Regions from separate parts of the Homo sapiens genome. Here region 1 is linked to region 2. A link is an interaction called in ENCODE POLR2A ChIA-PET data of the cell type or tissue named here. Cell type or tissue: A673. All regions are shown on one strand. Each heading gives the region's core, and the rest is flanking DNA. Links, peaks and the distances in the headings are about the cores only.

Region 1 (16,405 bases), core at 5,472-10,471, 370 kb after region 2:
TCATTGCCAATAAGCAGTAATATTTTGGAAGGAATTTTTTTTTCTGAGCAGTAGATCTCAACAGTGGGCTTAAAATATTCAGCTCACGCCTGTAATCCCAGCACTTTGGGAGGCCGAGGCGGGCGGATCACAAGGTCAGGAGATTGAGACCATCCTGGCTAACACAGTGAAATCCCGTCTCCACTAAAAACGCAAAAATTTAGCCAGGCGTGGTGGCAGACACCTGTAGTCCCAGCTGTAGGAGGCTGAGGCAAAAGAATGGCGTGAACCCAGGAGGAGGAGGTTGCAGCGAGCCGAGATTGTGCCACTGCACTCCAGCCTGGGTGACAGAGTGAGACTCCGTCTCAAAAAAAAAAAAAAAATTCAGCAAACCATGATGTAAACAGATATGCTGTCATCCAGGCTGTATTGTTCCATCTGTAGAGCACAGGAAGAGTAGATTCAACATAATTCTTAAGGACTCAAGGATTTTTAGAATAGTAAGTGAGCATTGGTTTCAACTTAAAATCACCTGCTGCAGTAGCCCCTAATAAGAGAGTCAACCTGTCTCTTAAAGCTTAAAGCCAGACATTGACTTCTCTTCTCCAGCTATTAAAGGTCTAGATGGCATCTTCTACTAGTAGAAAGCTGTTTTGTCTACATTGAAAATCTGTTATTGAATGTAGCCACCTTCATCAATTACCTTAGCAAGATCTTCTGGATGACTTGCTGCAGCTTCCCCATCAGCACTTGCTGCTTCACCTTGCACTTTTATGTTATGGAGATGGCTTCTTTCCTTAAACCTCTGGATCAAGCTCTGCTAACTTCCAGGTTTTCTTCTGCAGCTTCCTCACCTCTTTCACCTTTTTCTTCTGCAGCTTCCTTCACAGAACTGAAGAGAATTAAGACCTTGCTCTGGATTAGGCTTTGGCATAAGGGAATGCTGTGGCTGGTTTGATCTTTATCCAAACCATTCAAACTTTCTCCATATCAGCAATAGGGCTGTTTTGCTTTCTTACCACTTGTATGTTCATTGGAGTAGCACTTTTAATTTCTTTCAAGAACATTTGGCCAGGCACAGTGGCTCACGCCTGTAATCCCAGCACTTTGGGAGGCGGAGGCAGGCGGATCGCCTGAGGTCAGGATTTCGAGACCAGCCTGGCCAATGTGGCGAAATCCCATCTCTACTAAAAATAGAAAAAATTAGCTGGGCTTGGTGGCGAGGGCCTGTAATTCCAGCTACTTGGGAGGCTGAGGCAGGGAGAATTGCTTGAACCACGGGAGACAGAGGTTGCAGTGAGCTGAGATCATGCCATTGCACTCCAGCCTGGGCAACAGAGTGAGACTCCGTCTCAAAAACAAACAAACAAACAAAATAAAACCATTTCCTTTGCATTCACAACTTGGCTAACTAGTTGGCACAAGAGACCCAGCTTTTGGTCTGTCTCAGCTTTCAGCATGTCTTCCTCACTAAGCTTAATCATTTCTTGCTTTTGACTGAAAGTGAAAGACCTCTGACTTCCTTTCACTTGAACTCTTCTGGGTGATTATAGTTATAAATTGGCCTAATTCCAATATCATTTTATCCCCCGGAATAGGGAGACCCGAGGAGAGGGACAGAGATGAGGGAACAGCCAGTCAGTGGAGCAATCAGAACACACACGTTTATTGATTAAGTTCATTGTCTTATATGTGTGCGGTTCGTGGTGACCCCAAACAATTACAATAGTAACATGAAAGATACTGGTCAGCCGGGCACGGTGGCTCACGCCTGTAATCGCAGCACTTTGGGAAGACAAGGTGGGTGGATCACGAGGTCAGGAGTTCAAGACCAGCCTGGCCAAGATGGTGAAACCCTGGCTCTACTAAAACTACAAAAATTAGTCAGGCGTGGTGGCAGGTGCCTGTAATCCCAGATACTCAAGAAGCTGAGGCAGGAGAATCGCTTGAATCCTGGGCGGCAGAGGTTGCATTGAGCCGAGATCGCATCCCTGCATTCCAGCCTGGGCGACAGAGTGAGACTCCGTTAAAAAAATAATAATAATAAATAAATAAAATTACTGGTCACAGATTACCCTAACAGGTATAAAAGTCATGAAAAAGTTTGAAATACTGTGACAGTTACCAAAAATGTGACAGAGACCAGAAGTGAGCATATGCTACTGGAAAAACGGTGCCGACAGACTTGCTTGACACAGGGTTGCCACCAACCTTCATTTGTAAAATATGTGGTATCTGGAAAGTGCAGTAACACAAAGCACAATACAAGGCTAGTACAAGGTGCACTTGTATTAGCCAAACACTGATGCTGAAAACAATGACATACAAAGACAGGGAAAGAGAAGGTACCCCTCAGTTCCTTTTCCTTTCAGTCCTTCCTTACTAAGCCAAAGGTAGAGTGATGGTAGGATACGAGCATATTAAGAAGTGAAAAAAAAGCCAGTGCAGTGGCTCACACCTGTAATCCCAGCACCCTGGGAAGCCGAGTTGGGAGGATCACCTGAGCCCAGGAATTTGAGACCAGCCTGGGCAACATAGCGAGACCCCATCTCTACAAAAATTACAAAAAATTAGTGGGGCTTGATGGAGCATGCCTGTGGTCCTAGCTACTCAAGAGGCTGAGGCAGAAGGATCACTTGAGTCCAAGAGTTCAAGGCTGCAGTGAGCTATGATGGCACCACTGCACTAGGCAACAGAGCAAGACCCCATCTCATAAGAGAAGAAGTGAAGAGGCCCTGCACAGTTGCTCACGCTTGTAATCCTAGCAGTTTGGGAGGCCGAGGTGGGCAGATACCTTGAGTTCAGGAGTTCAAGACCAGCCTGGCCAGATGGCGAAACCCCATCTGTACTAAACGTACAAAATTAGCCAGGCTTGGTGGCACACATCAGTAATCCCAGCTACTCAGGAGGTTGAGGCAGGAGAATCACTTGAACCTGGGAGACGGAGGTTGCAGTGAGCCCATATCCCACCACTACACTCCAGCCTGGATGACAGAGCAAGACTCCATCTCAAAAAAAAAAAAAGTAAAGGAAAAAAATCTTAGTTACTTGTATGTAGTGTTTCCCCTGTTCTAGTAAAAATAAAACATATATCTATGCATAAGCAATGAAATAGAAAGTGTGTAACTTAGGTGATTCTAAGTTAAATGCGCTTATCTTTCCCATTGAAAACTGCTACTGCACAATGTAAAGCCAAGTGGTAAAAATTCATGTGAATAATTTTAAATTGTAGTTTATCTCTACTTAAAACAATTTTAAATAGCAAACAGAAAACACCAAGACAAGTTGGCAGAGAGGAAAAAGACATTTGAGTACCTTTAATGATACTGTTTTTTGTGTTTTTGGGAGGGGCTATATATATGTACTTTGCCCTGGGCCCTGTGAATTCCAGAGCTGGCCCAGGGCTGAGCTTAGACACCTGCATTGGAAAACCACTGCCAGAAGATTCAGGTGCACAACCAGAGCTGGGGATCTTGGGTCTATTTCAAAGGCTTCGGAGTCCTCTACTCATACCTGCCCGCTTCACTGCACACCTGGTCCCTCTCCACGTTTGCCTAAGGCAGTCCTGAACTCAAAGTATTCTGCCTTGCATAGCTGCAGCTCTCTCTCAAATAAGACTTACCCTATGTGCTTAATTTTTATTTTTTTATTTTTATTTTTTGAGACAGAATCTTGCTCTGTTGCCTAGGCTGGAATGCAGTGGCACAATCTCAGCTCATTGCAACCTCCGCCTCCCGGGTTCAAGCGATTATCCTGCCTCAGCCTCCCAAGTAGCTGGGATTACAGGCACGCATCACGACATACAGCTAATTTTTGTATTTTTAGTAGAGACGGGCTTTCACCATGTTGGTCAGGCTGGTCTCGAACTCCTGGCCTCAAGTGATCTGCCCACCTCTGCTTCCCAAAGTGCTGGGATTACAGATGTGAGCCACTGTGCCTGGCCAAATGTGCTTAATATTAAAGCCAACACTTGCCCAGCTGCTCTGAAAGGACAGCTCAGTTTTAAAAGCACTATGTCCTGACTGCACGTTACACATTTTTATTCCTTGAAGTAACAAGGCTCTTTTCTCTCAGTTTCCAAATGCTCCTTGACTTCTCAACTAAGTGTACATTGATACAATCACAGTCATTTTCCTAATCAATGCCAGGTTTTCCATCCTTGGAGGTCCTTGAGGCTCCCTGAGGTCTTCTCACCTTCTTCTTCCGATGAAGAACATCACCCTTGGTCTTAGCAGGGCTGGCCTGGCTCCACCCACCAGGCCATGATGCCCCCTCTCTTCCTGCCTCTGTCTCCTCCACCCCTTTCTGTTCACCCTCCCTCTTCTGCCCTGTACCACCCTGGTGTTCTGCTCTCCACCATCTGCCCTGGCATCAGGGGATGCTTCCTCTTCACATCAATTCCTATTACTTCGACTAAAACAAACCCTTAGACCAGACTGTTATTTTCTTTTTCTTTTTTTGGGATGGAGTCTCACTCTGTCTCCCAGGCTGGAGTGCAGTGGTGCGATCTCAGCTTACTGTAACCTCTACCTCCCAGGTTCAAGCGATTCTTCTGCCTCGGCCTCCCGAATAGCTGGTATTACAAGCATAGGCCACCAGGCATAGGCCACCATGCTTGGCTAATTTTTGTATGTTTAGTAGAGATGGGGTTTCATCATGTTGGCAAGGCTGGTCTCAAACTCCTAGCATCAAGTGATCCATCGGTCTTGGCCTCCCAAAGTACTGGGATTGCAGGCATGAGCCAAGCCACCGTGCCTGGCTGACTGTCCTTTTCTCTGGACAGAAATGTCATCCCGAAAGTTTCAAATCACCCTATTGATGGTTTTGCCCAAAGAAACCAATCATTTCATCATTCTGAGATGCCCTCTACTGAACTTTTTATTTGCATTTTCTTCTATGGCAAACCTTTCACCTAGGCTTAGGATGAGAGGTATCTTATGGAACTTTCACTGATTTCAAATAGCCTACACTGTTACTAGATCTATATGTATTATTTATGTCCTTAGAAAGTTAGAGATTTCAGAGGCTAAAGATATCATCTAATCCAACTCTATGCTTTACTGACAAGAAAACTAGCTCAAAGAAGTTAGTTTACTCCTAGCCACCCAGCTAGTATTATGCTGGCCTAGTGTCATAGTTAGGTCTTCTGGAGCTAAGCTCAGTTCTCTTCCTTCTGTATCGGGGGCAGCTTGGGTTACTGCATATCGAAATCACAAAAAGCAGATTGAGGCTTCTTCAGAGTGTTCTACTTACGTGAGCCCAGAGGGAGAAGGAGAAAGCAAATTGGAGGCTCTGAGTGGTTAGCCCTTTAGTAATAAAGAACCGGTGTTGGGCCAGGTGCGGTGGCTCACGCCTGTAATCCCAGCACTTTGGGAGGCCGAGGCGGGTGGATCACAAGGTCAGGAGTTTGAGACCAGCCTGGCCAACATGGTGAAACCCCGTCTCTACTAAAGATACAAAACATTAGCTGGGCGTGGTGGCACACGCCTGTAATCCCAGCTACTCGGGAGGCTGAGGCAGGAGAATCACTTGAACCCAGGAGGTGGAGGTTGCAGTGAGCCGAGATTGCGCCATTGCACTCCAGCCTGGGTGACAGGGAGAGACTCGGTCTCAAAAAAAAAAAAAAAAAAAAAAGACCTGGTGTTGTTTTCTGCATTATAGGAATGATGCCAGTGGTAAAAAAAAAAATCACGCAGCTTGGTTTCAGGGATGATGATGACCTCATCAGCACTACAACAGCCACCACTATCTCCAGCCTACAGCCCCCGCCTGAAGCCCTCACACTACTTCCTTGTATAACATCATAGGAGAGAAGTAAAGACAGCATTAAGGATCGGGGGAAGGGAACTTTACTGCTGCTGTTGTAAGAAACTGGAGAAAGGCAGACGAGAGGTGTGGGAAATAGGCGAGGCCAGGACCCAGCAGGACCACCTCAGAGGCGGACTTGGGGACAGTCACCTCCCAGGCGGCAAGTGGAAACCGGAGTCAGAACCTGAGCCAGGTAGATTTGCTCATCTAAGATCCAACAATAACATGGATTTGTAGGTCAATCAGCTTTGCTCTAAAACTCTAAAGAGGTTCTACATTGTTACCTCATTTAATCCTCAACAACCTTGAAATTTAGGTATCTGTTTTTTTATATAACGAGAGATGAAGAAGCCCAGATTTAGAGATGCCAAATGACTTGAGCAGCTACAGAAGTTCAATTCTCTTTCCCCTGTTTCCTTAGTGTTTTTTTTTTGAGACAAAGTCTCACTGTTGTGCAGGCTGGAGTGCCATGGCACAAATTCAGCTCGCTGCAACCTCCGCCTCCCAGGTACAAGTGATTCTCATTCCTCAGCCTCCTACTGATGCGTAGCTGGAACTACAGGCATGCGATACCATGCCTGGCTAATTTTTGTATTTTTAGTAGAGACAGGGTTTCGCTATGTTGGCCAGGCTGGTCTTGAACTCCTGACCTCAAGTAATCCACCAGCATCAGCCTCCTAGAGTGCTGGAATTACAGATGTCAGTCACCGCGCCCAGCTCCCCAGTGGTTCTAAAATATCTCCCAATGCAATGTAAAAAATGCATCAATTTTTTAAAATTCCAAACATGGGAGTGTAAGACTCTGGAGCAGAGTTAAGGGAAATGTGCCTGGAAAGGGAAATAAAGCCCAAGGGCAAGTATGAACCTGTCATTGAGAGTAAAAAGGATGAGAGGCCAAGGGCAATGGCTCATGCCTATAATCCCAGCACTTTGGGAGGCTGAGGCGGGAGGATCACTTGAGCCCAGGAGTTTGAGACTAGCCCCGGCAACATAGAGAGACCCTGTCTGTACAAAAATTTTTTTTTTGAGACGGAGTTTCGCTTTTGTTGCCCAGGCTGGAGTGCATGATGCGATATCGGCTCACTGCAACCTCTGCCTTCCGGGTTCAAGCAATTCTCCTGCCTCAGTCTCCCGAGTAGCTGAGATCACAGGCACGCACCACCACACCTGGCTGATTTTGTATTTTTAGTAGAGATGGGGTTTCTCTATGTTGGTCAGGCTGGTCTTGAACTCCCGACCTCAGGTGATCCCCATGCCTTGGCCTCCCAAAGTGCTGGGATAACAAGCGTGAGCCACTGCGCCCAGCCTGTACATTTTTTTTTTTTTAAATTAGCCAAGTGTGGTGGTGTGCACCTGTAGTCCCAGCTACTCAGGAGGCTGAGGTGGGAGGATCACTTGAGCCTGGGATGGTGAGGCTGCTGTGAACTATGATTGTCCAGCCTGGACAAGTGAAACCTTGTCTCAAAAAAAAAAAAGGGTAAGAGCTCAACTTTTCGAAAAAATACCCATGCTATCTGACCTACCACCCTGGCTTAGTAAAGGGTACTGCCATTATGTTTCTAGCTCAGAGTTCTCAATCCACTGCCAAAGCCTCAGTTACTATCACCCAAACCTGTTATCCAGGTGTCAACTTCATGGACAGAATATGTTGCACTTAGCAGCTGCATTACGACAACAGAGTTCCCCGGAACTGAATTGTTGTTACTTCCAGCATTAGACGCAGGCATTAATTTACATATACCTGCATACACATCACTGTAAACGTGCCTGAGTCCAGCTTCTCCTTTTGCAGAGAGATTTGATAGCCCCTGGATGTGGATGCAGGGCTTCACACCTGATGCCTGGGATGATCATCCATAACGCACAATGTGGAAAATGCCCTTCCAGGAAACCAGGCTGCTGTGTGTGAACCTAGTGAGCAAGCATAGAAACAGGAAGGCTGAGATTAGAGCCTGCTCTACAGCGTTTTGATGTTTCCTGAGCCACTGCTGAGGCTCTGAGAGCTGATCAAAGGTACCTCTGCAGGCTCAAATTAACACAGAGTTGGTGAATCAGGCCAGCACCTGCCTGCAAATAGCAGCATATTTCACCAAATCAGGTTAATCTTTTCATCAAGGCAGGAGGTGGCAATCCTTTCATAAAACCTTCACAAGTTAAGTTTATTCCTGTTGTACCTTAGCTTTCTGAAGGAAAAGTAATGAATGGCCTGTTCAATTTTCTTCCCTTGGAGGTACGTATTTATTTTAAAGCTGATCTTTACCTCATGGTGTATACCATTGAAGACCTCCAGCCCTAAAGAACTTGCCTTGTTTCAAAAATGGTGGAGGTTTTGGGGTTGAAAGAGAAGAATGGGAAGGCATTGTCATAAATCTTCACTTTCCTTTTAATGCAGGTGGGATTTATAACTTCAAGTATTTGTATAAGAGCAGTACCTCACCTCTGTTTGGGGAAATATAGCTAAAAAGCCATAATTTTTGCAGAGAGAAAGCAGAAAGGCGCAGCACAGAGTAAACTATAGCCACTGGATAGATCTAAAGATTCTAACAGAGCTCAAATAAAAAACAGAAACTAACTTAAAAAAAAAAAAAAAGGTACTAGCCTAAGGCTGCAGGCTCAGAAAACCGATACCTACAAAGGGAAATGAAATGCATCGAATAATAGATTAAGTGTTAATACTTACGCAGAGAAGCTTCAAAACAGATTTCTTGCCTTGGAGGAGTTCATTATTTCAGGCATTGGCTAGTCATAAGACTTAGGAAACCAAGAGGATGTGTCAGATCCTGCAAGTCTCTCCAAGAAGCAGATGTGGTCACAAGGAAATGGAATGGGGGAGGGGAGGGAGGAATTCGAGAGAGCAGAAAAATAAGTTGAGATATTTGGAAAATAGAGCTTGCATATGATTATCTGCCAAAGCAACCCCCAAATTTTTATTGAACAGTATAATAAAAATGGAGACAGTTCCAAGTTGTTTCATTTCGGGGATAGGGTGTGGAAAGAGTGTGAGCAAACAGAATCACCCCATGACTGGGGGCCCCATTACAGCTGGTAACCACAGACAAGCTGAACTTTGAAGAGTGTCAGTTTCCTCAGCTACACAATGGGAATAACACGTCCCATTAGGGTTGTGAGGACTAAATATGTATATGTGGTATTCAACAAATACAATAATAATATAATAGATAATAATTTAATATAAGGTGTTTGATAAGTACATCTTTTCCTTCTCAAATTAATCCAACACTTTCACTTCAATACTGGGTTTACAGATGATACCAGAAAATAACACTATAATGGAAAGAGCTATTGTTATTTATCTATTTGTTTTTGAGATGGAGTCTCATTCTTGCCCAGGCTGGAATGCAGTGGCGTGATCTCCTCTCACTGCAACCTCCGCCTCCCAAGTCCAGGCGATCCTCCTGCTTCAGCCTCCCAAGTAGCTGGGATTACAGGCATGCACCACCATGCTCTGCTAATCTTTGTATTTTTAGTAGAGATGGGGTTTCACCATGTTGGCCAGGCTGGTCTCGAACTCCTAGCCTCAAGTGATCTGCCCACCTTGGCCTCTCAAAGCCCTGGGATTACAGATGTGAGCCATCACGCCTGGCTGGGCTATTTTTTTGTTTAAGTTTCTTACTTTTATTTTTTCAATTAACAAAAGTATATATTTATGGTATACAACATGGTGTTTTGATATGTGTATACATTGTGAAATGACTGAATCAAGCTGTTAATTAGAGAATTTAAAATAAATGATGTTCTAGATTGTGTAGATTTATTGTACAAGCAGGCTAGGGGAAAAAATGTTTTGTTCGTTTTGTTTTGTTTTGTTTTGTTTTGAGACAGAGTCTCGCTCTGTCGCCCAGGCTGGAGTGCAGTGGCGCGATCTCGGCTCACTGCAAGCTCTGCCTCCCAGGTTCACGCCATTCTCCTGCCTCAGCCTCCCGAGTAGCTGGGACTACAGGTGCCCGCTACCACGCCCGGCTAATTTTTTGTATTTTTAGTAGAGATGGGGTTTCACCGTGTTAACCAGGATGGTCTCGATCTCCTGACCTCGTGATCCGCTGGCCTCGGCCTCCCCAAGTGCTGGGATTACAGGCGTGAGCCACAGCACCCGGCCAATGTTTTGGTTTTTTTTTTGAGACAGTGCCTTGCTCTGTTGCCCATGCTGGAGTGCAGTGGCGCAACCACGGCTCACTGCAGCCTCAAACTCCTGGGCTCTAGCAATCCTCCTGCCTCAGCCTCCCAAGTAGTTGGGACTAAAGGTGCACACCACCATGCCTGGCTAATTTTTAATTTTTTTGTAGAGACAAGATCTCGCTATGCTGCCCAGACTGGTAAGCCCCCACGCTCAGCTGGGAAAAGATGTTGACTAATGTAATACACTTGGGCTTTTCACAGAATCATTCAAGTAAATCAAATTTCAAAATGAAAATCAGGCTAGGCACAGTGGCTCACACTTGTAATCCCAGCACTTTGGGAAGCCGAGGCAGAAGGATTGCTTGAGCTCAGGAGTTTGGGACCAGCCTGAGCAACACAGCGAGACTTCATCTCTATAAAATTTTAAAAGCTAGGCCTGGTGGAGCTCACCTGTAGTCCTAGGTACTCAGGAGGCTGAGGCAGGAGGATCATTTGAGCCCAGGAGTTCAAGACTGCAATGAGCTATGACCACATCACTGCATTCCAGCCTGGGTGGCACAGCAAGATCCATTCTCAAAACAATAACCACCACCACCAAAAAATCCCTGAAAATCATTGGAAAGAAATTAAAAGCAATAAAACATTAATAATCAGACTAGGTAACAGTCAAAAAGTTGTTTTGACTTGTTAAACAGGATAATTTTTTAAAAGAGGCATATGTAAAAATTTAAATGTGTACCTTTTGTTGCATTTCAACCTATTTACAGTCTCTGAAAGCCTTATCCTCACATTACAATTTATATGGAGATAATTTATGCCTTTAGAGTATTAAAATATATATTAGCAAAAATTTGAGACAAGATAGGAGAATTGAATTTGTCCTAAGATCATAAGTTAGAATGATCTGATCAAATAAGAATATGTTCAAGTTTCAGTAATTTTCTTTATAAAGAAAATAATTTGGAGGCTGGGCACGGTGGCTCACGCCTGTAATCCCAACACTTTGGGAGGCCAAGGCGGGTGGATCATTTGAGGTCAGGAGGAGTTCAAGACCAGACTAGCCAACATGGTGAAACCCTGTGTCTACTAAAAATACAAAAAAAGAGTGGGACGTGGTGGCACACGCCTGTAATTCCAGCTACTTGGGAGGCTGAGGCAGGAAAGTCACTTGAACCTGGGAGGTGGAGGTTGCAGTGAGCCGAGATTGAGCCACTGCACTCCAGCCTGGGTGACAGAATGAGACCCTGTCTCAGGAAAAAAAAAAAGGAAAATAGTTTGGAATATTTTTAAAAAACAAAACAAGCTGACACTTCCTAGAGTAACAATTTATCTTCTGAAATCCCTCCATGGTTTTATTTTCCTTACCTCTATGTTAAATATTTGTCTATAAATATGTTCCTTCTAAACCTGAGTAAATTTCCATCATTGGATTTGGTTTCCTTTCTAAGTCACCCACAGTGTGCTTCAAAGGTTGCACATTCTATTGATGTCTATAACACATTTCATTCAAAAACCCCGTTTCCTTGATATTTAGTTAAATCTCTGTACTACTTATTATTTTTATTCATTGATTTCTCATGCTTCCTTTCTTTGCCAGCTGTGCTATTGTAACCATCAACCCTAAGTTACTGCTCTTCTTTCAGCCACAAAGCATTTGTTGAATGTCTCTCTTTTCAGCCTCTGAATCATAAAACTCAGCCCAGAACATAGCCTGTTTTTAATTAGAGGTCACGATTTTTGGAGGTTAAGACTTGACACATTCTCCTGTTAATGAGCTGAATGAGACCTAAAACTGATCTCTAAACATTGCTTTTTGCTCTCTGGCCAGTTTCCAGAGATAAATTTTACTTTTTGATTGAATACAAATGAATATTTTGTATTCCTGCAGTAAGTTTTGGGGTCTATCACTCAGAGGCTTAGCTTTACATATGGTATGAGCTATGTGTATATAGTACCAAATATCAAATTTATGCTAAACTCTAATTGAACAAGCTGACCTGGGTGACAAAATAATTCTACAGCAAATTATATTTCTGTAAGACAAATTACATTTCTGTAAGACTCTAATTTTCAGTCCTTCTGTCCAAACAAAAAAGACTACAGAAACAATTTTTGTTTTGTTTTGTTTTTAGGTCTGGAAAAAGAACGGTCAACTCCCCATGTTCTGGATAAGGACAGAAACAATGGCTGATTTAAAGAATTATTTAAGGCAATGGTTCTCAATCTTGTCTATGCATTGGAATCACTAAGAGATCTTCTAAAAATTCCCAACTCGAGGCCACAGTTTTTTTTGTTTGTTTTGTTTTGTTTTTTGTTTGTTTTTTTTTAGCTTTCTAGGTGATTCCAGTGTTCAGTTAAGTTTGAGAACCACTGATTTGGAGTTTCAAAGTAACTATAGTAAAATTCTAGTTTCTAGTAATAGTGGATTTTTTTTTTCCTTTTTCAGACTAATTCCCTCCAGGTTAACAATCATGAAGTGTGAATGAACAAAAAGTTAAACAAACAAAAAGCTAGTTGAAGGCCTGAAGAGTAACCAAAAGCATAAACTGGAGGGTCGTCTTCCCCTAAAAGAAGAGAACTTCAAGATGTACAAGTTTGCACCTTTTGCCTGAAGGCAGTCCTCATTCTTCAGAAGGTTAGGGGTGGCAGAAAGCTGCATCTTCAGTGGCTTGAGATGTCAAGGACAGAAATGGGGTGGGCAGAGCAGAGCAAAAGTTAAGAAAGTTAGGAGAAGAATTCTGGAAAGAGGGGAACTGAAGAAGGAGCAAATCTCAACCTCTGAACAGAAATTTTGTTCAAATCCCTAGTTGGTTTGTGCAGCAGGGGAGACGCCAGTGGGCCCATTGAAAGGCAGCAGCCGGAAGCTGAAAACTAATCAGAGACTTCGGCTGCTATCCATTACAGGATGGTTTGAAGTTTCAGTTCAGGCGAATGAGCTGCTTGAGGACAAAAGTTAACTATTCTGAGGAATGTAGCCAAATCCGTAGTCTTTATTAATGTACCATCCATACTGTCCAGCATGTAATAAAAAATCACTAGACAAGCAAAAAAAAAAAATGACCCCATACAGAAGTGAAATATAATCAATGGAAACTGATTCTGATTAGGACATGTTACAATTAGCAAACAAGTATTTAAGGCAGCTATTATAAATGCTTATAAGGATATATATTCATAATTAGTAATGAGGAATCTCAGAGAATTAGGAATACTAAAGAACCAAGTGGAAATTTTACATGTGAAAAATACTAGTACTATAATGAAAGTCCACTGGATACGTTCATGAGCAGACTGAAGACAGCAGAAGAGTTAGTGAATTGCAAATAAATTATACAAATTATTCAATCTAAAACAGAAACAAGACTGAAGAAAAGAGCTTCAGAGACATACAGGACAACCTCAAGTGATCTAATGTAAATTTGCTGGAGTTCTGAGACAGGAAAGCAAGAAATAAATGGAAAAAATGGCCAAAATTTCCCCAAGTTTGATTTTAAAATAAATAAAAAAAATAGATTTACAGATCCAAAAGTTCAATGAACCCCCAGCTAAATAAGTACAAACAAACCATACCTAGGCATATTTTAGTGACACTGCTGAAATTCAAAAATAAGACAGCCAGAGAAAGACATTATATTTATGAGAATGATACAAATGACAGCTGATGTCTCATCAGAAACAATGGAGGCCAAAAGACAATAAATGCCTGCCAAGTGCTGTAAGAAAAAAAGCTATCAACCCAGAATTCCCCATCAGTGAAATGATCCTTCAAAGATTAAAGTGAAATAAAGTCATTTTCCATGAACTCATTTTCAAAGCGTTTCAATGAGCCTAAACTTGTCACTGGACTACAGTTCTCAAAGAAATCATTCAAGCTGAAAAGGAAAGACCTCAGATGTCACTCAAATCTATAGGAGACAATGAAGAACATCAGAAATGGTCAATGTTTGGCAAATATAAAAGATACATTCTTTTTTCTCTTAATCATTTAAATGACGCTTGTTTTAAGTGAAAATGATAGCATCGTACTGTTGCGTTTATTATGTATGTAGCTGTAATATATGTGAAAAACCAAGGAAGAGAGGAGAGGGTGAATGGAACTATACTGTTCCAAGGTTCTGTATTTTATGAAGCTGTATCATATTAACCCTAAGTGGATGGTAGTAGGTCAAAGATGTATGCTGTAATACCTAGAAGAACCATTTTAAAAATATGGTGTATAGTTTATAAACCAATAGAAAAATTAAAACACAAAACTGTACTTGTACCCCCTAAATCTATAAAAATAGGCCAGGCTTGGTGGCTCACATCTGTAACCCCAGCACTTTGGGAGTCTGAGGAGGGCAATTCACTTGAGGCCAGGAGTTCAAGACCAACCTGGGCAACATGGCGAAATCCCATCTCTACTAAAAATACAAAAAAATTAGCCTGGCATGGTGGTGCATGCCTGTAATCTCAGCTACTTGGGAGGCTGAGTCACAAGAATCCCTTGAACCCAGGAGGTGGAGGTTGCAGTGAGCCAAGATCACGCCACTGCACTCCAGCCTGGGTGACAGAGCGAGACCCCGTCTCAAAAAAAAAAAAAAAAAAAGAATACTTTTTTAAAAAGAGAAATTAAAACAAAATCAGAGAAAAAGACATTATATATATGAGAATGCTGATATTCTCATATATCTTAATATATGATATATAATATATAATAATAATGATATAATGATATATAATAAAAATATTCAACCTGAAAGAAGGCAGGAAAAGAGGAGCAAAGAAAAAAGCCAAATGGTAAACTCAATCTAAACATATCAATAATTACAGTAAATGTAAATTGACAAATGCTAAGTAAAAGGCAGAGATCATTAGACTAAATAAAAAAGCAAGACCCAAACTATATGCTATGGGATGAACTTCAAAAACACAAATAGGTGAAAAGTAAACAAATTAAAAAGATATATTGCACCATGTAAATTATAAGCATAAAAATCATTTCTATTTGGCTTTGATATGAACAGCTTTTTACATTTATCTTTTCACTTAAATGTACCTGTTTTTAAATAATGGATTACATTCATTCAACACCAACTATTATCAACCATGACCTGTAACAACCTCAATAGGGAAAAAATGAAGTAAAACATAGGGAATTTAAGGTGACTTACAGTTTTTCTTTTAAATGAGTCATATGGCTCCTTTCCTTCTCCTTCCAGTATGAGTGATGAAACACCGTAACAGGGCAAACCTTTTAGGACTTGCTCATTTCCCTCATCTATACTAAAGCAAAATGTTCAGCCTTTGATCTAGCTGTTGGAGCAAGTAATGATTCTGGATCACCTTTGCGTCATTCATTTTTATTAATGTTTATTTTGTTCCTTGTATTTACTTTACTAGTACTTTTTGGGTTTTTGTCTATTTCTGTGACTCTCTGAGGTGAGGCCAGACCATTCTAAGCTGATGTGCCCTACGAAGCTGCACCCCACAGGCTAGAGCACAACATTCCCTCACCTAATTTTCTTACGCCTCTTGGTAATCATCAGCAGTTTTTTTCTTTCACTTACAAGGAAAGTCTTTGAGTTTAGCTCTTTCTACAGTAGGGACTTTCTAAAATAGTTTCAAAATTAGACAAATTTGTATTTTTCTACATTCTTTAAACAATACTGAAGCTCTGATGCTCCCTCACACTTAGACAATTCATAGCTGGGGCAGGGCTGGAAAGAACATGACCGTAACAACAAAGCAAGCTCATACTAAGCATGACTACAAAGAATGGTTTTGTGGCATGTGACAAATCTGCTCAACCATACAAGTGAAAGGAGCAACACCAATTCCCTTCTGGCCATCTGGGCTTTGTAAGTGATTGTCTATCCCAACAAACTCCACTTGTACATAGCACCATTTTTTCACAAACTGAGACCTTGGAAAATACTCACCTAATAAACTGACAATCCCACCATAGACAGAACCCCACCGTTTATTTCATCATTTTAGAAAACACTTTTGAGATGTTTTAAAAGGTAATTTCTCTGCAAATACTATGCTACATTTGAATACAAATGCCTTAACTAAATGTACCACTGAACAAAGGTTATTTTAAAGGGTAACGTGGAAAAAGGGCAAGAGATTGCTTGCGTTGTTTTCTTCTGAAAACTCAGCAATAACCGGATGCTTCAAGACTTTTCTTTATAACATGGCCACGTTTTAAACTACGCAGGACAGATCAGCAAGGGATTTAGTGGCTAGCTAAACACTAAAATGATTCATTTCAATTTGCCATGCAGTTTAAGTAAAGCTCTAAGGGCCTGCTATGCCTCCTATCAAGAGTAAATATCACACATCCTGTTTATGCAAACTGGCTTGTTGTCCACAGGTTTTCAAAGAGCTGGTGACACCCCCTAACACTGCACCCTACCCCCCCAGCTTCCTGCTCACTGGGGTGCTATATTCCTACTTATTTTTAAGAAGCACCTCCCTCAACAGAAATACTCTGAAT
Region 2 (16,405 bases), core at 3,778-8,777:
ATTGTACCCTGTGGGCATAGTTATCATAAGATAAAGAGAATAATGAAGTTCATGAATCCCAGGATCAGTGTCTAAAGAAAATAAGCCCTTCCACCTTAACCTCTCAAAAGCAAGAAATTATAAAAGCACGTAATAGAGCTGCTTCATGCATGAAATAGACATTAATTTCATTATCATCTATTTAGTAGTTCAATATCTAAGATAAAATTTAGGAACAAGTTTTCTTCACTCCCAGATCTAATTTGCCATCTCTTTTATGACATGATTTTTTTTTAACCAAAGCAGGCTATGAAAGGAGAATAACAAAATACCATGTGAAATGCATGCTAATTTATTTTCAAGTACAGTAAAACCAGAGTTTGGTTTTTGCCTGGTGTATTGCACATTTGAGGAAAATTTTCTAAGATTAACAATTATTTTCTTTGAAAAGATAAATGTGTCATGTTTAATGCAAAATTTATAAATGGATGCAACAATTATCTTTTTATTAAATAGTAAAAGTAATGGTAAAGCATCATGTTCACATTTGAAACATAAATCATCTTAGATGAATTAAATATATCACTAATGAGTTATCAAGTGATTAAATGTCTACAGCATATATCCACAACAAGCAGTTCACAACCTGGCTCTAAGAGTTTACTCATTGCTGTAAGCACAAAAGAGTGCTGCTCTCTATCAAATAGAGTGCTTTCAGGGGAGAGTGAAATCCTTCACTTTTAAGCATGTAGTTTTGAACTTTTTGTGTATGCAAGGGACAATGCCAGGCACTATCAGAGATACAAATATGTGTAGCAACCATGCCCAGTTACGATGCTTTACCACTGCTGAGAATTTCTAGTCATATTTACACATAAACCATACAACAGAATATTTCTTAACAACTGAAAGAATCTGATTAGCTTGACTAAACTTGGGAAAGAACAATTGACATTTTGATATTTCCTTAGCTCAACTGGACTAGTTACATTTTTACTAACTTCAAATACTTTATGATCAAGCCCTGTGCATGTGGTATGAGGGTAATCTTAGATGAAAACATCAGGAAAACTCAATTCTTTCATTCACTAACTGAAGCTCCCCTTTTTCCACAGACAGTTGACTATTATTCTAAAATTGTCTCTGCCTTCTATTTCTCTCTTCTCCCCATTGTTGAATTCTGTGGCTCCATCCCAATCTATATTTTTTTTAATTACTAAGACATTAGATGCCATCCATTAGTAATATACTGGTTTTTAAAAAATGGTTCTTTTCCAAACTATCATAAAATCAAGAGAGAGAAATGTGTACAATTTGCATTTATCCTTGTCCCTGACTTTTTTTTTTTTTTTTTTTTTTTTTTTTTTTTGACAGAATCTCACTCTGTCGCCCAGGCTGGAGTGCAGTGGCTTGATCTTGGCTCACTGCAACCTCCGTCTCCCAGGTTCAAGCAATTCTCGTGCCTTAGCCCCCCAAATAGCTGGCTTTACAGGCACACACCACCACGCCCAGCTAATTTTTTTTGTATTTTTAGTAGAGACGGGGTTTCACCATGTTGCCCAGGCTGGTCTCAAACTCCCGAGCTCAGGCAATCTACCAACCTCGGCCTCCCGAAGTGCTAGAATTACAGGCATGAGCCACTGCGCCCAGCCTTTGTCCATAACATTTACAATCTGGGTTACTTTGCTTTCTCAAAGTGAAATTATCAATTATGTCTATCTTTTTAAAAATTTAGTATTGTTTCAAGTTTTGTTTATGAAAAGAAAGAGCCTACATCTATATAAAGTGTAGGATTTATAATATCCATTGCTGCATAAATTAATATATTTACAGCTGAGTCTAAAACCATATACAAATAGAACTGGAAGGATCTGAAAGGGGGCCATATGCCTAATATCACATTTCTAAATGCTTCCTTTTTATAGAAAATAAACTCTAAATTATTGAGGAAGGAAAGCTAATTCATCATAATGGAGGTTTAAACATAAAAGGAAAAGAAGAAAGAAAATAACATATGCTTGGATTTCAAAATCCTGTTACATCATAGCACCCAAAATTGGAAGGAAGATAGAAAACACATCTTGAAAGCCTATTTCGCAGGCTTGGCTCCACCTCACAAAATCCCTGTGCCATTTTCTTAACAAACTTCTTTACATGTAGCAGTTGGATCTAATGAGAGGCTAAATCTTGCCTTTGTGTTAGAAATTGATTTATTTTTTTCCCTCGTTCTGAGTTCTCCTGTAGCCAGCCCCAGAACTCAAGAGCCTGCTTCATTGTTCATCATTTGTATTTATCACTTTTACAGACTGCCACAGGGTGCTCAGAAATCTACCACGCTCTTCAAAAGAAAACACAAAATCCCTGCTCTTCGCAGGGGACCAGCCCATTAAAAGCATTGGCAGAATCTAAGAAAAGAAAGCTGCAGTCGTGATAAAACAACGCATCCGGTAGGAGGGCCACTTAGGCTACCTCTGAGAGGTGGATTCTGAGGGGAGATGGAAAAATGTGTGGCTGAGAACACTTGCTCCCTCTTCACCTCACCACCCTTGCGATGCCTTTAGGTCAGCGGCTACCTCAGAGCAGGAGCAGGTGGCAAGCCCAACATGGAACAAGCCAGGTATTCAAGTCACATCCTAGGAGGGTCGAAAAGTGCAATTCCTCCTCAGTGGACAAATCTCATCCACCTGCGACGTGTGTGACAGTATTCAGGGTGAGGAAAACATTTGACAAAGGAAGAAAAAAAATCTAATCCCATTACCTTTGATGAGTGCTCAGAGGAAACTCCTATAAAAACTGAAGATTAAAATGTTGCATAGTGATGGCATATACCCATGCCCTCACACAGACCTCATTTCCTCTTTCATATTACCCGATAAATGCACTTTTCTCCTAAAGTGTATTTTTTTAATAAATAAAATCAGTAAGATCCTAAGATAGGTGTACTATTCTGAGTAGGAAAGTGATGTGTTTGCTTTCATTTCCTCCTGGTGTCATCATCCTTTGCCATCAGCAATGCTACCAAGATTGGAACACTGATTTGAATATTTCATACTTTAATTGACTATCGTTCTCCTGTATACCTACCCAGTTTGCAATTTCAGGTGACAGTATATTTTCAGCTTAACTTATGTTAATTCTTATCTTGAACTCTGTGGAATCGTATGACAGCAGGTTTAGGGCTAATATTAATCACTTCTCATTTTTGGCAGGTTGCTATAATTATTAAATAGGTATATAAGGTCAAGTTAAATATAGTCAACATCAACTTTATATTTGTTTTATAACAACTGTGCCTCCCACATAGCAGACACACAATAAATAATTGATAAAAGAATGATGGCGATGGCGGGGAGGCACTACATAATTGGAAGGGAGAAGGGAGAGAAAAATCTTCCTATGCTATTATTGGAAACTTTCCAACCATGTTTATGTTTCCATTAAATTAATTATAATCATCAAATAATGAAACTTATGTGGGATGCCCTCATATATGCAATGATTGTGACTGGTTACAGAAGAGCTATAGCTTTTATGTTAGAAAGGAGGATATTTTCTTTTTTTTTTTTTTTTTGAGACGGAGCCTTGCTCTGTTGCCACACTGGAGTGCAATGACGCGATCTTGGCTCACCGCAACTTCCACTTCCCAGATTCAAGCGATTCTCCTGCCTCAGCCTCCCAAGTAGCTGGAACTACAGTCGCGCGCCACCACGCCCAGCTAATTTTTTGTGTTTTTAGTAGAGACAGGGTTTCACCGTGTTACCCAGGATGGTCTTGATCTCCTGACTTCATGATCTGCCCCCTCAGCCTCCCAAAGTGCTGGGATTACAGGCGTGAGCCACCACGCCTGGCCAGAAAGGAGGATATTTTCTATGAAGCACTCATTCTATAAAAACTTGCCATTCTTATATAATGTAAATGGTAAATATGGCATTAGTGTTCTGCTTCTTTCTCCAAAGGGTATTTTTTTAAAGAACCCACAAATGTCATCTCATCTATTTTTAAGTATAGGGCTGCTGGATAAACAGCTAAATCATCTAAACCCAATGGGAAAATTCAAAGTTTAAATAAGCTATTTTATCTCATTGAAAATAAGTGGTACAGACTGACACAGGCCATATGGGTTTTTGCATACAGTTACATGTAAATTTTCTTAACTTTGAATATAAAATTCTGGTTGAAGCTGAAGAAATGGAAAAGCAAAATATAATCTGTAATGACGATTCTTTGAAGATTCTAATTTCTGATTCTGTGGTCCAAGTTTCATCAATTTCCAGTCAAAGCCTGTTCCTTAGGTTATCGTGTACATAATGGAGTTGTATCTTTAAGGTGAGATAATGTAAAGACAACACAAATTCTAAAATGCAGATCTCCAGTGGTCGTACATTTGGGGTTCTTTCACAGAATTCATTTTTTAATAAAAGTTACATATGCTAATTGTGAAAAAAATTCAAATAGTACAGATTGATACAGGGTTAAAAGTAAAAGCTCCCTCCCCCACCGTGTTCCAGTCTTATTTAACCAAAGGCAGCCATCACTGTTACCATTTTAACATTCGCCTTCTGCTATTTTCTACATATAGTCAAACATACAAATATGTATATGTGTACGTACACATTCACCTATGTACATATATTTGATTATATGGAGTGTCCATTCATTTGGCAAATGTTTAATGCTCATCTACTGTGTGCCAAGCTCACTTCCAGACACCGGGAACACAGGATTGAATCAAATCAAAACTCTTTCTTTAATGAAGCTACTTTGTACTATATTAACATCACATGTTAAAGAACTAGTATATTAGCAATACATATTGGGGAACAGTATTCACTACCATGCATTTTGCTTTTACAACCAGTGCTATGATTAATCATCTATTACATAAATCTTTTTTTTTTTTTTTTTTTTTTTTTGAGACAGAGTCTTGCTCTATCTCCCAGGCTGGAGTGCAGTGGCGCGATCTCGGCTCACTGCAAGCTCCGCCTCCTGGGTTCACGCCAGTCTCCTGCCTCAGCCTCCTGAGTAGCTGGGACTACAGGTGCCCGCCACCACACCCGGCTAATTTTTTGTATTTTTAGTAGAGACGGAGTTTCACCGTGTTAGCCAGGATAGTCTGGATCTCCTGACCTCATGATCCACCCGCCTCGGCCTCCCAAAGTGCTGGGATCACAGGTGTGAACCACCACGCCCGGCCCATAAATCTCTATACCAATTTATGAGTTGGATAAATTGCAGAAATTATTTGTGTATAGTCAGTCTTTAGGTAAATGTTTTATTTGTATTATCAACTTCTTTAGAAATGGATTCTGAGTTTTTCATTGCTAATCAAATTAATGCAACAATAGAATTTTTACACTGTGGTACTTAATCTTTTGTAAACCAACACCTTCAAGTATCTTAATAAAGGTATCAAAATTTTATCATTCAGATAAATTATTCAGGTAAATTTATCATTCAGACAAATCATTGTATCCTTGTAGATTCATCTATGAGAATGCTCCAAAAGGAAATCAGTTCAGAAGTCCTAGTTTCCCTCTATTTTCATTGATCACACGTGCTAGAAATCTCTGATTTAAATATTTCATGATACCCAAATGCCTCCCAAACAAAATAATTATCTTTTTGTTTGTTTCTGTGTAACAGAAGAGAAAAATAAAAGCTGTTTAGTAAATCAAAACAAAACAGTCCAGATGCGGTGGCTCACACCTGTAATCCCAGCACTTTGGGAGGCTGAGGCGGGCAGATCACTTGAGGGTCAGGAGTTTGAGACAAGCCTGGGCAACATGGCAAAACCCCATCTCTACCAAAAATACAAAAATTAACTGGGCGTGGTGGCATGTGCCTGTGGTTCTAGCTACTCAGGAGGCTGAAGTGGAAGGATTGCTTGAGCCTGAAAGATCGAGGCTGCAGTGAGCTGTGATTGCACCACTGCACTCCAGCCTGGGGGAGAAAGTGAGACCCTGTCAAAAAAAAACAAGGAGGAAGGAAGGAAGGAAGGAAGGAAGGAAGGAAGGAAGGAAGGAAGGAAGGAAGGAAGGAAGGAAGGAAGGAAGGAAGGAAGGAAGGAAGGAAGGAAGGAAGGAAGGAATCTTATAATTCATAGAAAATTAAAGAAAAAAGAAAATTACACCACCAATGTAATAGGGCACAACAAAAGCTACTGTTATTTATGAGATTCTCCTTTAGAAAGCTATTTGAGCTTCTCTTACTTCTATGCCTCATGTATTTATTACAACTGAAAGCAGGTCAAAATTTACATCCAGGAGCAGCCTCAAATGGAAGGAGGAAAGTTGACAGACAAGTGGGTGTACAAAGGAGAAAGGTGCTCTCACTCCTCTGCCTCAGTGATGGGGGGGGCACCTAAGCTGCCTCCCGTTTTCCACCCCTGCATCCCCCACAAGGGCCTTCTTGCCCCTACTTTGTATTTTCTGTTTCAGACTTCTTCCAGTAATATTGAGAGCATATGGCTGGTTTGGGCAGAAACTAGGAAGCCACATAAATTATTTTTCCTGACTTAGAATTATGTTCCCTCCTGGGAAAAAAAAAAAAAGAAGGTTCTCTGTGGCCGTTCCAACACAAAACATTTTTTTTTTCTGGATGTTTATCTAAATCCACTGCAAGGAAAAATAACATGATTCCTTTGTCAAATGAGATATCAAAAATGAGGCTTAATTCAATGTTTTTCTATTGATTCAGAATTTTTTAGTCTAAACGAATAATTACTAACTGGAGTAGGTGGCTAAGTGCCTACTCGTGCAGCTGTAGTGGGTCATTTGAATTGCAGAAAGCCAGCATCGTTACTAGGAGGAAGCATGAATATCTGAACCATCTCACCCAGCAGGTCAGCTTGACTCATCACCAAAAAGGTAAAGAAAGAAAATGACAAAAGAAAGCCTTTCTCAAATGAAATATATCTGCATTATTACTGTCCATGGGTAGTTCACAGTTTTTGTAATAGGAAAAACATCATCACTGAATATGAAGTGTGCTTGTGCGTTCATGTGTGTGTGACAGAGAGAGGATACTAAAGACTGAATTCCAGTCAATGTCGGGAGACAGAAGGAATAATGGAGTGTGCATGCATGGGTTCTGGTTATTTCTATATGCAAAGGTAATCATTTATTATCTTGACGAAGCATTCTTCTCTCATTACAGTTTTTACCATCAAAAGGTTGGCATGATCTAGGTTCTTGGTGTAAAATACAAGATGTGACCCAAACCTATTTGTATAGATCCATGTCACTTACATGTCTCTATTACCACCTCTCATTTGCACTGATAACTTGAATGAAACATATCCTGGCACAGGCTTGACACAAAATATGAAGTTTCCAAAGGCTGAGTCCCTCCTATACACAGTAGCCATTCCTTCATGTTTGTCTTCTACATGTTGATATAGGGAGATCAAAACAGTTTCACAGAATTTGTTGAAAGGTATTCATGAAGAGTTCAGTGGTGAGATAAATAGTTGCAGTGTGATGAACTGGGAAAGTGCAATGGGCCAAAGGAGATCTGAATTCTAACCCAGTTCTGCCACTTATTAGCCATATAAGCTGTAATTTACATTCTGGATGTCAATTTCTTTGTTTGTATGTGAAGAAGCTGACATTTCCCAAAGGATGATTTGAATAGATATTAATGTGAAGAAAAGGAGTTGAATTTGAGAAACTGAGTACTGTATTCAGAATTCTATATTGGCAGACATCCTAGAATCTTTAAGATGCTCATATGGATGGAAACTCTTTAAGAGAACAATACAGTATAAAGCATCTCCCAAACCCTCTTGGAACCACATTTCACAGAACATTTCTAAGGACTGGTGATCCAACAAACCTGCATGTTCTGCACATGCATCACAGAACTTAAAGTATTAAAAAAAAAAGGATTGGTGATCCATAAAATGTGCTTTGGAATACACAGGGTGAGATGACAGTCTTCAGATTCTGTTTGACTCGTCCTGCCATGATCTGGTGATGGGTCTCTCTGGGCCTAGTAGAGTTCAGTTGACCCTGCTGGGGGTTGTGGCCTTGCTTCCCCAAATATCTCCACAGCAACATCCAACTGCAGCTCCTTGGATGCCAAAAGAGCCTCTCTTCTGGATACTGGTCATTCATACCCCCTCTACACACATGCACCAGCAACTTCGTGCACGGAGATGTGTTCCTCCATGATCCCTGTTTGCCCACAACCATTGCGAGGTTTCTTCCCTGCCCTTGGTAGAGGAAAATCTGGGATGAAAGGTGTCCATACTTTATTTCTCAGTTGAATAAAATAGGTACAACCTGAGTGATGTAATTAGAGATTTCATGAGCACTTTTACTTTACAATATGTTGTTTTCTTTTATACTCTGCTTAGAACTAGAATTATAGGAATGAATATTGGTCTCTGCCAGACAAATGACATCATCCCTCCTCTCAAGTTGCTTACAGATTGGTGGGTGAGACTGATCTATAAACAAATGGTTTTAAAACAATGTGATCAGTGTTACATTAGTAGTATGTGCAAGTTGCTACAGTAAATCTTGATTTTTTTAAGGTTAGCTCTATATTTGTTTTATCAAGGCCGGGCATTATGGAATTCTTTGTCTTTCAGAATACAAAGGGCTTAAATAAAAGATGAGTCTATAAATTTCCTGTTTATTTATTTATTTTTGAGACAGAGTCTTGCCCTGGTTCCCAGGCTGGAGTGCAATGGCAAGATCTCGGCTCCCTGCAACCTCCGCCTCCCGGGTTCAAGGTATTCTTCTGCCCCCAGCCTCCCGAGTAGCTGGGATTGCAGGCATGTGCCACCACACCCGGCTAATTTTTTGTATCTTTAATAGAGATGGGGTTTCACCATGTTAGCCAGGCTGGTCTTGAACTCCTGACATCGTGATCCGCCCACCTCAGCCTCCCAAAGTGCTGGGATTACAGGTGTGAGCCACCACGCCTGGCCAATTTCCTGTTTATTTACCATGGTGGGATGTTTCAGGTGACTGTAGATTTTCCTGTTCATTTGTCAACAAGAAATAAAAATTCCATGAATGACTCTTTTGCCCTTAAAGAACATTGTCAATGAAATTGACATGCCAGGCACCTTGCTAGGTGCTGGTACAGAGCCAGTAAGAGTCTCACTTTGCTTACATGGCCTTTGTGGGTCTCCTGAACAACCAGTGAGGAGATGGTCTTTACACTCACGTCTTTGACCCAAACCATAGTTCCTCAGAAAATGAACGGAGCATATGCAGCTCACAGCTGAAGAGAATCTGAATATCAATAAGCACTGCAGCGGCCCTGTCTGCCCATCAAGTCTCCCTCCCACTGCCTCAGAAGCTGCCCACCCGAATTCCTGTCTATATGGTTAGTTCTGTGCAGCCACCTGCTGAGTTTAGAGTACCCAGTGCCCAATCAAACCCTAATCTAGGTGTTGCAGTAAAGTAATTGTATACACGTGGTTAAAATCTATAATCAGTAGACTTTATGTAAAGAAGATTACCCTCCATAATGTGGATGGGCCTCAACCAATCAGTTGAAAGGCCTTATGACCAAAAATTGAGGTTTTATTGACAAGATTCTGTCTCAAGACTGCAGAATCAACTCCAGCCTGAGTTTCCAGCCTGCCAGACCACCCTGTGGATTTCAGACTTGCTACTCACCACAGTCATCTCTAAAATAAATCTTTTTTTTTCCTGTTCTCTTCTGAGAACCCTGACTGATCCACAGTCCCCTATACACAGGCCTCTAGAGATTCCCCCAAGTGTACTAACCTTCCCCACCCTCCACCCCCTCCCACCCCCAAGCTCAGAGAGTCTTGGATCTATTGCACAATCCATTAAGGGTCAGCTCTATCATGAATGAAACAAGCTTTAAGGGTTTGCACCATGTGGGAACTTAACCGTTATTTAAACATGATTACTATATGAAAAAGCAACCTACAAATACACTTTGAATGAGTTAGCATGTCATATGTTACTTTATATCATCTCTATCTTTATAGTCAGTCTCTGAAGTAGGTATTGCTGTCCTCACTTTATGTTTGAAAACCTGAAGTTAAAAGATGTTCAGGTAATTAGGCCAAAATCACATGTCTGGTCTAAGTAGAGTCAGATTTGAACTCAGGTTGACCTGATGTACTGTATTCATTGCACCATCCTCCTTCCTTATAAGTGAAAAACTACCTAAGTAAGAATTACATGGTGGAAAAATATTTTATTTTCTTCAGTGCCACTTTTATAAGCATTCTCTATAGAGAAGGATTTAAACATTAGCTAACATTTATTGAGGACTTTACCATGTACCTGGCTCTTATTTTAAAGATTCTTTAAATGAAATGTCTGGGTTAAATTATATATCATTTCTGTAGTTGGGCATTTCAAAATTCTAAGACATTGTTAGTACTAATGATTTTCCCAGCTCCATCGACTTTGGGTCATAGATATTTAATGAAAGATTTCTACTCCCATTTTTAAATAATCAATATTTCATATTGACATTGAATACTATGTAAATTATAATAAAAAGATGGGATTGTTCTTGAAAGTTTTTTTTTTAAAGGTTTTGTTTTGTCTTTTTGTCCTTTTTTTTTTTTTTTTTTTTTTTTGAGATAGAGTCTTGCTCTGTCACCCAGGCTGGAGTGCAGTGGCCTGATCACAACTCACTGGAGCCTTCAGCTCCTAGGCTCAGGAGATCCTCTCACCTCAGCCTCCCAAGTAGCTAGGACTACAGGCACATGCCTCCACACCCAACTAATATTTAAATAGTTTGTTGAAATGAGGTCTTGCTCTGTTGCCCAGGCTGATCTCAAACACCTGGGCTCAAGCAAGCCTCCCGCCTCAGCCTCCCAACGTGTTGGGATTACAGGCGTGAGCCACTGTGCCTGGCCTGTCTTGTTTTTAAAAATGTTTTGAACACCACTGCCCCTGGCCCCCAGAGGCTGATGTACAAGAACATGAAAAAGCATTCAAACTTCAGGATTCTTGCCCTAACTTTGCACATGTGATAACCCAGATGATGGACTCACTTCATCTGGGCTGTCATCTCCAACCCTGGCTGGTGTTTTGTCTGACTCTTGGCTACACAGGGACCTCTTTAAAAAGACATGCAGGTCTGTGTTTATTCTGAAGACACAGAGGTTTTAAGAAATATTCTTCTACACGACTACAATCAGTACAGAAGTACAATCAGTAAAAGTAAAGGTAACTAAAGACCAAGGAGCCCAATTCAAGAAGTATTACTTTAGGGTCTCAAAACTATTCATTTGGCAAGCATCTATTAAGTACTTGCTTTATAGAAGGTACTTGAGAAGGAATGAAGATGAATAACAGTGTCTCTCTGATTAATAATGAATGTGGCAGAGCACTGTGGCAGACACTCTAACAGTAGTGCTTTTCTAAGCAATGGTAGCAACTAATTAGTGGTAGTGAAATCAATTTAATGGGTCACAAACACCATTATTTTTAATTAAATAGAATACAACAGAAGAGAATGAAAATAAAGACAGTGTGTGGCATGCCAAAAGGTTAAGTATTTCTCTCTGTCTTTCACTTGTATACGTGCTTATACTGGTTTCCAAAGTAAGATGTATTTCTTGCTGTGAGATGTAGCCAAAAGCTATTTAAAAGCCACTGCTGTAGAGAGAGAGAGAAAAAGAAGAAAACAAAAGCCTTGCTCTCAAGAAGTTTGCATCTTGCTGGGAAGATAAAGCTATTCATGAACAGCAGAATCCTTTGTCTATGGCAACTGAGACTAAGAGATAAAATTAACGTTGCTGACTTAGTGTCCCATGGGATTAAGATCACGGGAAGAAGTCAATGTGACAGTACGTTACTCCTTTCTCTTTGAAAAACTTTTTTCACTCAGCTTCCAGGACCGACAACACACCCTTTGTTGATCGTTTTAAGCCTGCCTAGTTTGTGGTTTCTTAGCTCCAAACTTCTAAGGGTGGAGCAATGCTGAGTGGACATGGCTCTTGGACCATTTCTCTCTTCTACCAACACTCACTCCTTAGGTCACCTCCTTCATTCTCAGAGCTCTAAGTCCCAGGTGTATGCCCACAGGGATGTTTGCAGCCACCCTGAAGCCCCAGTCTTAGATAGTAAGCTACCCTATTCAACATCTCTGCTTAGATGACCCATGGGCATTTCAAACTTCCTACATCCCAAACTGAACTCCTAATTTCCATCCTGAGTCTACTCCTTCTTTAGGCCTTGTCATCTCAGCTAATGGGAATTCAGTCCTTCCAGCTGATCAGGTCAAAAACCTTGGAGTCGCCCTTAACTACTGTTTCTCAGTCCACACATCCAGATCATCGTTAGCAAACCTCTTGGCCCTATCTTCTCCCTCCACCGCTGCTCTGCCCTGGCTCCTCCCCTTTAGCTACAATCTAGGTTATTGCATGAGCCTCCAAGGGTCTCTGATTCTACTCTTGTTGCCCTTGAGCCATTCTCAACTTAGCAACCTGCGTGATTCTCTTGAACTAGAATGTGTCTGTATCTCATCAAAGCCTCCATTCTACTCCCATCTCACCCCAAGTACATGCCACAGCCCTTACCACAGCCTGTAAAGCCTCCTGAAATGGACCCCCACACTCCCCAAATCACTGTCCTCACCTTCTGCCACCTCTCACTCCACTCCACTCACCTGGCCTCCCGCTGTGTGCATGGCAGTCCTGCCCTTTCTTCAGGACTTTCTCATCTGTGCTTCTTTGTGCCTTGAGCACTCTGCCACCAGACCCCAGGGCAGAGTCCCTGACTCCAGTCAGTCGGTACCTAGAGGTCTCTTAATGTAGCCTGCGATGATGCCACTATTAACATGCCTATCCCACCACCCACCTCTCCTCCACACAGTCTTCCCCCTTTCCTGCTTTCATTTTTCCATAGTACGTATCATTGCCTAACATACATTTTGCCCATTTTATTAGTGTCTGTCCTTTCCCTTCCTCATGACAGCAGAGCTTTATTTTTTAACTTTAGATTCAGGGCATACATGTGCAGGCTTGTTACGTGGATAGATTGCATAACACTGAGATTTGGGCTTCTATTGAACTCATCATCCAAATAATGAACATAGTACTCAGTAGATAGTTTTTCAACCCTTGCCCTTCACCATCCCCTCTTTTGGAGTCCTCAGTGTCTACTGTTGCCATCTTTATGTCTGTGTGTAGTCATCGTTTAGCTCCCACTTACAAGTGAGAACAGGCAGTATTTGGTTTTCCGTTTCTGCATGAATTCATTTAGGATAATGGCTTCCAGCTGCATTTGTGTTGCTGCAAAGGACATGATTTTGTTCTTTTTTTATGGCTGCATAGTATTCCATAGTGTATATGTACCACATTTTCTTTATCCAACCTACGATTGATGAGCACCTAGGTTGATTCCATGACTTTAGTATAGTTTAATAGGGCTGTGATCAACATGTGAGTGCAGGTGTATTTTTGGTAGAGTGCTTTATTTTCCTATATATACTCAGTACTATGATTGCTGGGTCAAATGGTAGTTCTATTTTTAGTTCTTTGAGGAACGGAGATTTTTTTCTCTGCCTGTGAATTGCGGTATCCCCAGTACCTAAAATAGCACCTGTTTCATGATACAGTCCTCTCTATGTATCCATCAGTTCTGCATCTGTGGATTTAACCAACCATGGGTCAAAAATATTTGGAAAAAAAATCCACAAAATTGCACAAAACAAAACTTGAATTTGCTGAACCCTGAGTACTATGTTGAATCCACACAAATGAAGTGATGTGCAGGCATTGTATTTGGTATTACAAGGAATGTAGAGATGATTTAAAGTATATGGGAAGATAATGCATAGGTTATATGCAAATACTACACCATTTTATATCAGGAAGTTAAGCATCCACGGATTTTGGTATCCTGGAACCAGTCCCCCACAGATACCATAGGATGACTGTATATACTCAATAAATATGTGTTGAACAAGTGAATGAATACTTCTAAAGCATTTTGATAAAGTCACAGAAGAAGTGGAACTTTTAACTCCAGCTTAACCACAAAGTAATCAGTTTAAAGTGAAAGAAGAGAACCCTGTAATGAATACTCCAGTTGGAACATTTCCTTTCAATGGACCTTGAGCTAGCCTGGAAGCACTGATTTGGATAACTATTGAGTGTATCATACTCATCTGTACACATGTTTGTGGGACATCCTCTGTTCATTATAGATATCTTGCTGCCTGTGGAAAGTAGATTGAAACGTAGCTTAAAGTACACACCCTCAAGAGGCAACTTCCCTGTATGATGATTATGAAAGTGGAATTTTGAATCACACATGTGCATGAGGACACCAAAATATTATTCAGTTATTTTCCCGATCTCAAGAACTAGATGCATGTGGTTTGACGGTTTCATTGCATTAGAATGGATGGGATTCAGGAAGGAAAGATTATTTTGGCCCGTTTGAATGCCGTATGCTTTCAGGTGTTATAAATGTAGCTTGGAATAAAAAGTCCAAACAGCCCCAAGATGCAGTGGGAATCAGATGATGATGACGAGAAGCAGGAGGCTCTGAGTTGTGTCTCTTCTTAAATCTATTGAGATTTTTCTTTGTTTATAAATGTCAAATATGTAAGTTAATGATTCACAAGTAAGCCTCATTTAAGAAACTTAATATTTCAAAATTGATAATAGACTAAAGGAAAATATTTGCCGAAACCTTTTTTAAAATTTTTAATTTTAAAATTAAGTATTAATACTTGAGATGATTGACTTGATATTTTATAGACTCTAGCTATACTATTTGTTAATAATAACATTATCAGATTTTGTGTCCTAAGGAAAAAATTAATATACAAGTTTGACAAGTAGTTGGGTGTGTATAGCAACAGACAGATGTGCTGAGAGGTTTATGTGATTTTAGACAACACCAAGGATTAGTGTTGATGAATGATGTTTCCACATGTGGGCTTCTATTGGCAGCAAGAGGAAGGTCACTAATCTTCTACCCACATCTCTGCTTCTGAACACCAGACACAAAATTCTAGTTTGCCTCAGGGAATTCAATGTTTGCAACTAGGAATTATAGCCACAAACATCATAGGATATGGTGGATAGACACCAGCACACTAGTAACTATAACAATAATGGAAAGCTATGATGGCTCAACTAACAATTCCAAGCCAACAGATATGCCTCCAATACACCAGAAAATGAAGTTATCTTAAAAACTAAAAAGGGGCTCTAAGTTAGCTTATCTCCTATATAGTCAGTGGAAAAAATATATTTACCATAGACCTAGACCTCTATTTTTTTTTTTTTTTTTTTTTTTTTTTTTGAGAGGGAGTCTCACTCTGTCACCCAGGCTGGAATGTAATGGTACCATCTTGGCTCATTGCAACCTCCACCTCCCAGGTTCAAGCAATTCTCCTGCCTCAGCCTCCTGAGTAGCTGGGATTACAGGTGCCAGCCACCAAGCCTGGCTAATTTTTCTATTTTTAGTATAGACAGGGTTTTACCATGTTGGCCAGGCTGGTCTCAAACTCCTGACCTCAGGTGATCTGCCCGCCTCGGCCTCCCAAAGTGCTGGGCCAAGCATCTAACACTCAGTACTTGTTACAAGTTCCAAAATGCTATGGGATTGTATCTCTCAGCAACTTAACACTTGAATTTTAGGTTTAATAGAAAATTACTATAACAAAGTTTTGAAACTCTTATAGACAGCAGCCTGGTGTGAAGAAGAGTGTAGAAATTTGAGTAAGACAAACCTGTCTTTCAATTCTGACAAGCTGTAACATTTGGTCTAAGTTATTTAATACCACTAAGTCTCAATTTTTTCATCATTGCAATGGCATTAAGATAACATAAGGTTTTTGTATTACGTGAAATTATGTTTGTGTATTAGATGTTATAAAATGGCTACCGACAAGTCCTAAGGTCACATGCATCCCTATTAATATATTCAGTGAGAGAGGAGGTATCTTTGTCCTGGCATTTCATGCACAGGTCCAGAGATGCTTGCTGACTGAGTAAGCTTAGATCATTCACCTCTGCCCTGAGCCAAGCAATGAAGCCAGGAAGTGTGATTTGCTGATTGTCCTACCCCAACTCTTGGGCTACTCCTGAAATACATGGACCTCGAATTGAGGAGAAAGCTTTTCCCAAAGCAAAATCAGGAGGCTTGGCTACAAGAACCAGAAGTGGAACTGGGATAGCTAAACCTATACGTATTCACTACCGTCAAAATAGTGGGTGAATAATTAATAAAATTCATTTCCCTTCCTGTCCCTACATCATACTAGAATCTTAATATCTTGTCTCACTGTGTTGCCCAGGCTGGTCTTGAACTCCTGGATTCAAGTGATCCTCTCACCTCAGCCTCCCAAGTAGCTGGGACTACAGGTGCATTCTACCACACCCAGCATCTTAGTTATTATTTCTTGATGTGATATCACGAGAGTGTCTTATCCACAGTTAGTGCCCCTTTTGATGTCA

The links. ChIA-PET counts read pairs that join two places held together with the same protein. Peaks named below come from ENCODE experiments on the same cell type or tissue, not always from the same donor. Only the 100,000 strongest peaks of a DNase experiment are listed, where the experiment ranks them.
Region 1: POLR2A ChIA-PET joins it to region 2 with 5 read pairs; 2 of 35 experiments call an interaction of 5 or more read pairs at or near these places.

What each region holds. Positions count from the first base shown.
Region 1 is chr18:3,458,420-3,474,824 of GRCh38, reverse strand. GAPLINC (gastric adenocarcinoma associated, positive CD44 regulator, long intergenic non-coding RNA) reads right to left here and starts at 8,575. Exons shown (of 3, transcript NR_110429.1): 1 at 8,468-8,575; 2 at 7,529-7,698. It overlaps LOC105371965 (a long non-coding RNA gene), which reads left to right. Exons shown (of 3, transcript XR_935106.3): 3 at 12,371-12,981. TGIF1 (TGFB induced factor homeobox 1) reads right to left here. Exons shown (of 3, transcript NM_003244.4): 3 at 14,847-16,405. RefSeq lists enhancers at 4,897-5,687, 7,385-8,072. In A673, for the core only: no CTCF peak of the experiment used is centred there; no DNase peak of the experiment used is centred there.
Region 2 is chr18:3,822,793-3,839,197 of GRCh38, reverse strand. All of the region lies in intron 4 of DLGAP1 (DLG associated protein 1), which reads left to right. Among named protein-coding and RNA genes, the nearest start is that of DLGAP1-AS3, 47 kb to the left of the region's middle. In A673, for the core only: no CTCF peak of the experiment used is centred there; DNase peaks (open chromatin) are centred at 5,887, 6,237 and 6,787; H3K4me3 peaks cover 761 bases; H3K27ac peaks cover 5,000 bases.